Linked DNA regions of Homo sapiens: region 1 is linked to region 2. A link is an interaction called in ENCODE POLR2A ChIA-PET data of the cell type or tissue named here. Cell type or tissue: Caco-2. All regions are shown on one strand. Region 1 overlaps ABR (ABR activator of RhoGEF and GTPase). Region 2 overlaps ABR (ABR activator of RhoGEF and GTPase).

The links. ChIA-PET counts read pairs that join two places held together with the same protein. Peaks named below come from ENCODE experiments on the same cell type or tissue, not always from the same donor. Only the 100,000 strongest peaks of a DNase experiment are listed, where the experiment ranks them.
Region 1: POLR2A ChIA-PET joins it to region 2 with 13 read pairs; 7 of 35 experiments call an interaction of 5 or more read pairs at or near these places.

The regions. Positions count from the first base shown.
Region 1 is chr17:1,064,748-1,069,747 of GRCh38, forward strand. It overlaps ABR (ABR activator of RhoGEF and GTPase), which reads right to left. Exons shown (of 23, transcript NM_021962.5): 10 at 2,330-2,495. Among named protein-coding and RNA genes, the nearest start is that of MIR3183, 45 kb to the left of the region's middle. In Caco-2, no CTCF peak of the experiment used is centred here; no DNase peak of the experiment used is centred here.
Region 2 is chr17:1,135,478-1,140,477 of GRCh38, forward strand. The region is part of intron 1 of ABR (ABR activator of RhoGEF and GTPase); the gene reads right to left. Among named protein-coding and RNA genes, the nearest start is that of ABR, 42 kb to the right of the region's middle. In Caco-2, no CTCF peak of the experiment used is centred here; a DNase peak (open chromatin) is centred at 2,314; H3K4me3 peaks cover 1,317 bases.

The DNA.
Region 1 (5,000 bases), 71 kb before region 2:
ACACTGTTGTTATGTGAACTGAGGGCTATGCATGTTCCTCTAGACACTGTTGTTATGTGAACTGAGGGCTATGCATGTTCCTCTAGACACTGTTGTTACATGAACTGAGGGCTATGCATGTTCCTCTAGACACTGTTGTTATGTGAACTGAGGGCTATGCATGTTCCTCTAGACACTGCTGTTATGTGAACTGAGGGCTATGCATGTTCCTCTAGACACTGCTGTTACGTGAACTGAGGGCTATGCATGTTCCTCTAGACACTGCTGTTACGTGAACTGAGGGCTATGCATGTTCCTCTAGACACTGTTGTTACGTGAACTGAGGGCTATGCATGTTCCTCTAGACGCTGCTGTTACGTGAACTGAGGGCTATGCATGTTCCTCTAGACGCTGCTGTTACGTGAACTGAGGGCTATGCATGTTCCTCTAGACGCTGTTGTTATGTGAACTGAGGGCTATGCATGTTCCTCTAGACACTGCTGTTACGTGAACTGAGGGCTATGCATGTTCCTCTAGACACTGCTGTTACGTGAACTGAGGGCTATGCATGTTCCTCTAGACACTGTTGTTACGTGAACTGAGGGCTATGCATGTTCCTCTAGATGCTGCTGTTACGTGAACTGAGGGCTATGCATGTTCCTCTAGACGCTGCTGTTACGTGAACTGAGGGCTATGCATGTTCCTCTAGACGCTGTTGTTATGTGAACTGAGGGCTATGCATGTTCCTCTAGACGCTGTTGTTATGTGAACTGAGGGCTATGCATGTTCCTCTAGACGCTGTTGTTATGTGAACTGAGGGCTATGCATGTTCCTCTAGACACTGTTGTTATGTGAACTGAGGGCTATTCATGTTCCTCTAAACAGCACTTTGGCTGCATCCATGGGTACTGGTATGTAGTACACTCATTTCCAGACAGCACTAAACAGTTTGCAGTTCTCATTTTGAATTTTGATTTCCTCTTTACCTTGTCAGTTTGAACTTTCCAAACCAATGCTTTTTTTTTTTTTTTTTTTTTTTGAGACAGTCTCACTCTGTTGCTCAGGCTGGAGTGCAGCAGCGGAATCTCAGCTCAATGCAACCTCTGCCTCCCAGGTTCAAGCAATTCTCCTGTCTCAGCCTCCTGAGTAGCTGGGATTACAGGCGGAAGCCACCACGCCAGGCTAATTTTGTATTTTCAGTAGAAATGGGGTTTCACCATGTTGGCCAGGCTGGTCTCAAACTCCTGACCTCAGGTGACCTGCCTGCCTGGGCCTCCTAAAGTGCTGGGATTACAGGCATGATCCACCACGCCTGGATAATTTTGTATTTTTAGTAGAGATGGATTTTTACCATGTTGGCCAGGCTGATCTTGAATTCCTGACCTCAGGCGATCCACCATCCTCAGCCTCCCAAAGTTCTGGGATTAAAGGTGTGAGCCACTGCACCCAGGCTGACCAATATTCTTGTTCACTTCTAATTTTACTCCACTGTGGTCTGTGAACATGACTTGTATGCTATCAACTTGCAGAAAAATTTTGAGATTTCCTTAGTGGCCTATTATAGGATAAATGTGAAGGTCCCAAACGTGTGTGACAAGAATCTCAGTTTTCTGTCAGGGCACAAGCTTCTCTGCATTTTTAAGTCAAGCATGTTAATTGTGGCATTCAGGTCCTCTCTCTCCTTATTTATTTGCCTACTTGATCTGTCAGTTTCTGAGAGGCCTCCCAGGTCCTTTTCCTTGCACAGGTCCTGCTTTTCCTTACAAAAGCCTGCTTTTTCTTCTCTTGCTTCCCTCTACCTCCACTTTTTTTTTTTGTTTTTGACAGAATCTCACTCTATTGCCTAGACTGGAGTGCATTGGCATGTTCTTGGCTCACTGCAACCTCCACCTCCCGGGTTCAAGCCATTCTACTGCCTCAGCCTCCCGAGTAGCTGGGATTACAGGTGCCCACCACCACACTCTGCTAATTTTTGTACTTTTAGTAGAGACAGGGTTTTGCCATGTTGGCCAGGCTGGTCTCGAACTCCTGGCCTCAGGTGATCCACCTGCCTCGGCCTTCCAAAGTGCTGGGATTACAGGTGTGAGCCACTGCGCCTGGCTACTTGCTTCCCCTTTCTATCGTGTTCAACATGCACTGCTTTCCAGGGCACTTCCCATGTTAGCCCTATGAAATCCTGAGCACTGACCCCCTCGATCTGCTTGGAGCTACTGTAGTCGGGGTCTTTCCCTTAGTAACTACACACTCAAGGCTCCCTCTCAAAGTCTCAAACCTTACAACTTCCTGCCTCCACCTCCCCCAACACAGCTGGCTCAAAGGGCCCCAGGCTCAGATACCAAGCTCTGCTCACCTCCTTCTGGATTTCACTCTTGAGGGCAGAGATCTTCATCTTCATGTCCTCCAGCTCATGGTCTGGGAAGGGGTGCACCTGGGGGCTGGCCTCAGACTCCTCGGGGGATGGAAACACCAGGTCGGCCAGGGGGATGTACCACTTACAGTCATACTGCTGGTGCTTCCTGCAAACGAGCCAGAGGGAGCCATGAGCCAGAGGGAGCCTGGCTCTTCCAGCCTCAACTCTTGGGTCCAGAACCACAGAACCACTGACAGGGGTTGACTGAGAACTCGCCAGAAGCAAGAACGATCCCTGCTCCTGAGGAGCCTGATTGGGAAACACACACTGGAGTGATGAAAGCTGGGTTCTGGGGTCCGCCCCGCCCGCAGGGAGCAACTCCGCCCCTTCACCTTACCAGGCTTCTGGCCCAGATGACTCATGTTGTCAAACATCCCAAACCACTTAGGTATCAAGAAGAGCGAAGCCTTCCTGGCTGGGCTCACATTTTCCTATTCCCCACCACAATCCCCTCCCTCCCTTCTAGACTATCCGTGTTCAATATCCTTCAGGCTAGCAATGGAATACAGGTGTTATTCCAAATGCCACCTCTTATCAAGAGTGGTCACATGGGTCAACACTGGGTGGAGGATTACAAAGCCACATCCAAGTCTAGCAAGAAAGTGTGCCCTAGTTGATTAGTGATGTCTGCCATGGCAAAGGACAGCAGGCAGAGGCATATGTGATTAGTAATGTCTGCCATCGCAAAGGACGACAGGCAGAAGCATGTGTGCTTATTATTGCCATCTCTGCCTCAGAACTATCTCAAACATGATCTAGTTCCAGGGAGTCATGTCCTTTATTATTATTATTTTTTAAATTATTTTTATTTTGTGAGATGGAGTTTTGCTCTTGTTCCCAGGCTGGAGTGCAATGGCGCGATCTCCACTCACTCCAACCTCTGCCTCCAGGGTTCAAGCGATTCTCCCACCTCATTCTCCCAAGTAGCTGGGATTATAGGTGCCTGCCATCACACCCAGCTAATTTTTGTACTTTCAGTAGAGACGGAGTTTTGCCATGTTGGCCAGGCTGGTCTCAAACTCCTGACCTCAGGTGATCCACCCGCCTTGGCCTCCCAAAGTGCTGGGATTACAGGCATAAGCCACCGTGCCCGCCCAGTCATCCCTTTATTGACGTTCATAATCATCGATCCTTCCCCTAGGACTTAGATTTGCACTTCTCATTCTGACCCTTGAGTGTTGAGGTGGGCGTGGGGCTTGCTCCCCCTGAGCTATACTTGGGGGCACAGCCAGCCAGGGAGGGCTGAAGGGAGAGGTAGGATAGCCTGGTGGTGTAACACACTGGCTGTGGAGTCCCCTGTGCTGTACTTGGGGGCACAGCCAACCAGGGAGGGCTGAAGGGAGAGGCAAGATAGCCTGATGGTAAACGAGTCCCACAGACACGGGTTTGAATCCAGACTGCCGCTTCTCAGCCGTGAGAAGGGGTGTGCTTGGCACACTGCAGTTGATCACTAAGTGTGGGTGGAAGAATGTGTGAATGAACGCAGAATGAGCCTCTGCTCAAGGCACAGAGCAGACCCACACTCCCGGGTAGAGAGAAGGAGGCTCAAAGGAGCTTGCACATCAGCTTGGGGTTCCAGTCCCACCCTCCCGGGTAGAGAGAAGGAGGCTCAAAGGAGTTTGCACGTCAGCTTGGGGTTCCAGTCCCACCTGTGCCTCTAGCTGTGCGAGCTTGGGCTGCTTATTTACCTTCTCCAAGACTCCTCTCTCATCTATGATTAGGGAACAACAGTCGCTACTTTGTGGAGGTGTTGGGAGGACTAGAAATCATGTATTCAAAGCATGTGTCACGGCACCTGGCATGGCATAAACCCTCAATAAATAGTAGCAGGAGACGTGGTGAATATTCACAGCACTGCAGTTAGCAGAAATTCAGAGATGTCTAATAAAAGGAGAATGCTTAAGTAGACGATGGCACATCTACGGGTAACATCGTGCAGGAAAGTAAAAGGATGATTATGAAGATGAGGCAGCAACAGGGAAAATGCTTATGACACGAAACAGAAACAGCAGAGCCCCAAATTGGGCATTCACAGTGATTACGACTGTGTGAAGAAACATGAGAACATTTAAAAACAGGGAAGGAAGCAGCGCGGCAGGAGTCGGACCTCATGCTTCAGTGGGGGACGGGGTTTCCTCCAATGGCCTTATATTATCTTTATAATTAAAAACATGACTTACTTTCAGGAAAAAAGGCTATGTAGTGAAATTAAGTTAATTAATATAGTTTTTAAAAGGAAAAAACCGGCCAGGCGCGGTGGCTCATGCCTGTAATCCCAGCACTTTGGGAGGCCGAGGCGGGCAGATCACCTGAGGTTGGGAGTTTGAGATCAGCCTGGCCAACATGGCAAAACCCCGTCTCTACTAAAAATACAAAAATTAGCCAGACATGGTGGCATGGTGGCGTGCACCTGTAATCCCAGCTACTCAGGAGGCTGAGGCAGGAAAATCGCTTGAACCCGGGAGGCAGAGGTTGCAGTGAGCCGAGATCGCACCACTGCACTCCAGCCTGGGCAACAGAGCAAGACCCTGTCTCAAAAGAAAAAAAACCAACAAAGTTGCTGAAGGCTCCATGGGTGGCAGGGTCCGGCCTCCCTCCCCCGCCCTGTGCC
Region 2 (5,000 bases):
TGATAAACTTATTTTCTGCCCAAGAATTGAGGATGGGAATGAGAGAGGGAAGAGCAGCTGAGGGAGCCCAGCCCTGACCATTATTCCACCAAAGCTGCATCAAAAGTCTTCAGAGAGGCCAGGTGCGGTGTCTCACACCTGTAATCCCAGCACTGTGGGAGGCTGGAGCAGGCAGATCACCGGAGGTCAGGAGTTTGAGACCAGCCTGGTCAACATGGTGAAAGCCTGTCTCTACTAAAAATACAAAAATCAGCTGGGCTTGGTGGCAGGTGCCTGTAATCCCAGCTATTCGGGGGGCTGAGGCAGGAGATTCACTTGAACCCGGGAGGCGGAGGTTGCAGTGAGGCAAGATTGGGCCACTGCACTCCAGCCTGGGTGACAGAGCAAGGCTCTGTCTCAAAAAAAATAAACAAATAAAGTCAGGTAATGTGATTCTTCCAGTTTTGTTATTTTTGTTTTGGTTCCATATAAATTTTAGCATTTTTTTTTTTCTATTTCTGTGAAGAATACCATTGTTTGAGCATTACTCCTAAAGTCCCTGGGATATTCAGAATGGTCAGTGAGCACTGGTTTAAAGTCACCCCTGCACTGGCCCCTAACACTAGAGTCAGCCTGTCCTTCTGTCCTTTGAAACTTCGAAGCCAGGCACGGATCCCTTTTCTAGGATGAAAGTCCTACATATGTCTTCTTCCAATAGAAGGCTGTTTTGTCTACATTGAAAATCTGATCTGTTTTGTTTTTGTTTTGTTTGGTTTTGTTGTTGTTGTTTGAAATAGAGTCTGGCTCTGTTGCCCAGGCTGGAGTGCAATGGCGCGATCTCAGCTCACTGCAAGCTCCACCTCCCAGGTTCAAGTGATTCTCTTGCCTCAGCCTCCTGAGTAGCTGGGATTACAGATGTGCACCACCAGGCCTGGCTGATTTTTGTATTTTTAGTAAAGACAGGGTTTCACCATGTAGGCCAGGCTGATCTTGAACTCCTGACCTCAAGTGATCCACCCACCTCGGCCTCCCACAGTGCTGGGATTACAGGCGTGAGCCACCGCGCCTGGCCAAAAATCTGATGTTTAGTGCGGTGACCTTCCTTTACAGTCTTTGCTACATCTTCTGCACAACTGGCCGCAGCTTCTCCATCCGTACTTGCTGCTTCACTTTGCCTTTTTCTGTTATGAAAGCGGCTTCTTTCCTGACCCCTCATGAACAAATCTCTGCCAGCTTCAAACTTTCCTCTGCAGCTTCCTCACCTCTCTCAGCCTTCACAGACTTGCAGAGTGCGAGGGCCTTGCTCTGGATTGGGCTCCGGCTCAGGGGAACGTTGTGGCTGGTTTGATCTTTATCCGACCACTCAAACTTTCTCCATATCAGCAGTGGGGCTGTTTCCCTTATCATTCTTGTGTTCACTGGAGAAGCACTTTGAATTTCCTTAAAACACTTTTCCTGTGTGTTCACAATTTGGCTAACTGGTAGGAGAGGCTCCGCTTCCAGCCTATCTTGGCTTTCAACAAGCCTTCCTCACTACACTAAATCATTTCTTTTTTCTCTCTCTCTCTCTCTTTCTCTCTTCCTTCTCTCTCTCCCTCTTTCTTTCTTTTCTAGACAGTCTCTATCACCCAGGCTGGAGTGCAGCGGCACAATCTCAGCTCACTGCAACCTCTGCCTCCCAGGTTCAAGTGAGTCTCCCACCTCAGACTCCTGAGTAGCTGGAATTACAGGCGCCCGCCACCACGCCCGGCTAATTTCTCTATTTTTAGTAGCGATGGGGTTTCACCATGTTGGCCAGGCTGGTCTTGAACTCCTGACCTCGTGATCTGCCCGCCTCGGCCTCCCAAAGTGCTGGGATTACAGGCGTGAGCCACCGAGCCCGGGCTAAACTGAACCATTTCTAGCTTTTGATTTAAAGTGACAGACGCACACCTCGAGGCCACTGTAGGGTTACTCACTGGACTAACTTGGATATTTTTGTGTCTCAGGGAATAGGGAGGCTGGAGCGGGGAGAGGAGAGAGGCTGGGAAAGGCTGGTGGGCGGAACAGCCAGAACACACAACGTTCATAGATGAAGGTTGCCGGGTCCGGTCTGTGGTGCCCAAAACAATGACAATGCTAACATGGAGGATCGCTGATCACAGATCACTGTAACAGGTGTCATAACAATAAAAAAGTCTGAAAGATCGTGAGAACCACCAACACGTAACACAGAGAGAATGCGAGGTGGCCACACACTTCCAACTGGTGAAAAAAAACGCAGCATCTTTGAAGCTCAACTAAGCATGGAGGTGCCGTAAAGCGAGGTACGCCTGCACATGAGTGCCGTAAAGCAAGGTACGCCCGCATCACAGGAGTGCCGTAAAGCGAGGTATGCCTGCACCGCAGGAGGCTATTTACTTTAGGTTGGAGCAAAGGTAATATATAATGGTAAAAACCACAATTACTTTTTTTTTTTTTTTGAGACGGGGTCTCACTCTGTCACCCAGGCTGGAGAGCAGTGGCACAATTTCGGCTCACTGCAACCTCCGCCTCCTGGGTTCAAGCAATTCTCCTGCCTCAGCCTCCTGAGTAGCTGGGATTACAGGTGCCCACCACCAACACCCGGCTAATTTTTTTTTTTTTTTAGTAGAGATGGGGTTTCAGCATGTTGGCCAGGTTGGTCTCAAGCTCCTGACCTCAGGTGATCCACCCGCCTCAGCCTCCCAAAGTGCTGGGATTACAGGTGTGACCCACCACGTCCAGCTCTCAACTACTTTTGCACCAGCCTAAATACAAAGCTCAAGAACAGGCGAAACAAATGGATGGTGATAGAAGTCCATGGCAGTGGCTTTCTGGGGGTGGACGACGGGGACAGGGAGTGTTGGCTGGGAAGGGGCAGGAAGCAACTTTCCAGGACACTGAAGATGTTCCATATCTTGATCTGGGTGTTAGTTACACAAGCAGACATATGGAAATATTCACCAAGCTCTATGCTTAAGACTGGTGCACTTGAAAAGCTTTTTTTTGTTTTTTGATTTTTGTTTTTTGTTTTTTTTAGAGACAGAGTCTCGCTCTGTTGCCCAGGCTGGAGTGCAGTGGCACAAACATAGCTCATTGCAGCCTCAAACTCCTGGGCTCAGATGATCCCCCTGCCTCAGCCTCCCAAGTAGCTGAGACCACAGGCATGCACAACCATGCCTGGCTGATTCGAAAAAGTTTTTGTAGACACAGGGTCTTGCTATGTGGGCCGGGCTGGTCTTGAACTCCTGGCCTCAAAGAGTCCTCCACTTTGGCCTCCCAAAGTGCTGGGATTATAGGCATGAGCCACCACACTCTGCCTGAAAAACTTCTTAAAAATTTAAAATCTAAGTTGTACTGTTGCAGGAAACTGAGGACCGGAGAGACCGATATGGAGAAGGGAAGGACTGTTTATTTTAGGTATGCACTAGCTCAGTGGATTTGCATTTAAAAAGCTTAGCATTGAATAAAGACAGAATGGGGTTTTTATAAGCAGACTTCACAAAAGTAAAACAAAAGCAGTTAATCATATAGTGCATAACTTGTGGCTTGTAGCTGTGTCAAAAGAAAAACAAGGACTGGCTAAATCCAGACATTTGTAAACACAGTTATGCTTAGGAAGCCAGGGAAAGGAGTAACAGTAAAGGAATTTCTCTTTCTTTTTTCCTTCAACCTTGCTCTAAAAGGCGGGTGTGTGGAGCCCATTTCTTTAGCCTTGGCTTCTTAAACAGCGTTATCTTATAACTCCTTAAAGTGAGCTTGCTAGGCAGAAAAAAAAAGAGGTTTTTTTTGTTCCTTTGTTTTTTGTTTTTTGAGATGGAGTCTCGCTCTGTCGCCCAGGCTGGAGTGCAGTGGCGCCATCTCGGCTCACTGCAAGCTCCGCCTCCCGGGTTCAAGCCATTCTCCTGCCTCAGCCTCCCGAGTAGCTGGGACTACAGGTGCCTGCCATCATGCCCGGCTAATTTTTTTGTATTTTTAGTAGAGACAGGGTTTCACCGTGTTAGCCAAGATGGTCTCCATCTCCTGACCTCGTGATCCACCCGCCTCGGCCTCCCAAAATGCTGGGATTACAGGCGTGAGCCACCGTGCCCGGCCTGTTTTTTTTTTCTTTTTAACCCTTGCCTTGCCTGTTACTTTTCTTGGAGTAAATACATACATATTTGTTTTTAAATTTCTGCCTCCGTACCATTATGACTCATTTACAATGGAGGAAATGAAAGCGCAGGGAGTTAAGTTACTCGCCCAAGATTTCACGGCAGTCAGGTGGGAAACCAGATGGACACAGGTCATCCAACTCCACAACCTTTGCTCTTAAAATGTTATCATATGTAGGACTCATACAAATACCAAACACGAAGTGTGTGGGCTGCCCTGAGGGGTTCATATGGAAGAAACAACCAGTCACAGAGCGTGAGGAAGGAAAAGGTCCATTTGCGGCAGGGTATCAGCGTGCAGAATGGGGGCAGGACGCAGGAGGTTGGCCCTGATGAACAGACTGGTACCACTGAAGCCGAGCTCTGGAGGGGTCAGACTGCAGAGGGCCTGGAACACTATCCTGAATAGTCAGATTTCACGCACGCTGGGAGCCACGGATGCCAAAATGGCAAGGTGATTTCAGAGGTGACTTCAGGAAAACGAAGCTGACTGTGGTGCATGAGATGATGTGGAACGGGGCAAACCGCCCCTCCGTGCTTTGTCAAAGGTGACCATGGTGGGAACCAAGGGCAAAGTCTGGCGATGGGAGAGTTGACTGAAAATGCGGCCACAGCAGGGTCCTCTGGGCTTGGAGGGCTGAGCGATGGACAGGAAGGGGGAGCTGGTTCCGGGGGAACAGACCCTAAGTCCAGGTGGAGACATGTCTGGACTGAGAAGACTCATGGCCATCCCTGTCAGAAGATCCAACGGGCAGCCAGACAGCAGAGTCTGGACCACAGGTGTGGATCTGGGAGGCCGGCAACCCTGAACCAGGGAACTGGCCAGCGGAAGCGAGGCTGCCACTTCCCAGGTGCCACCTGTACCAG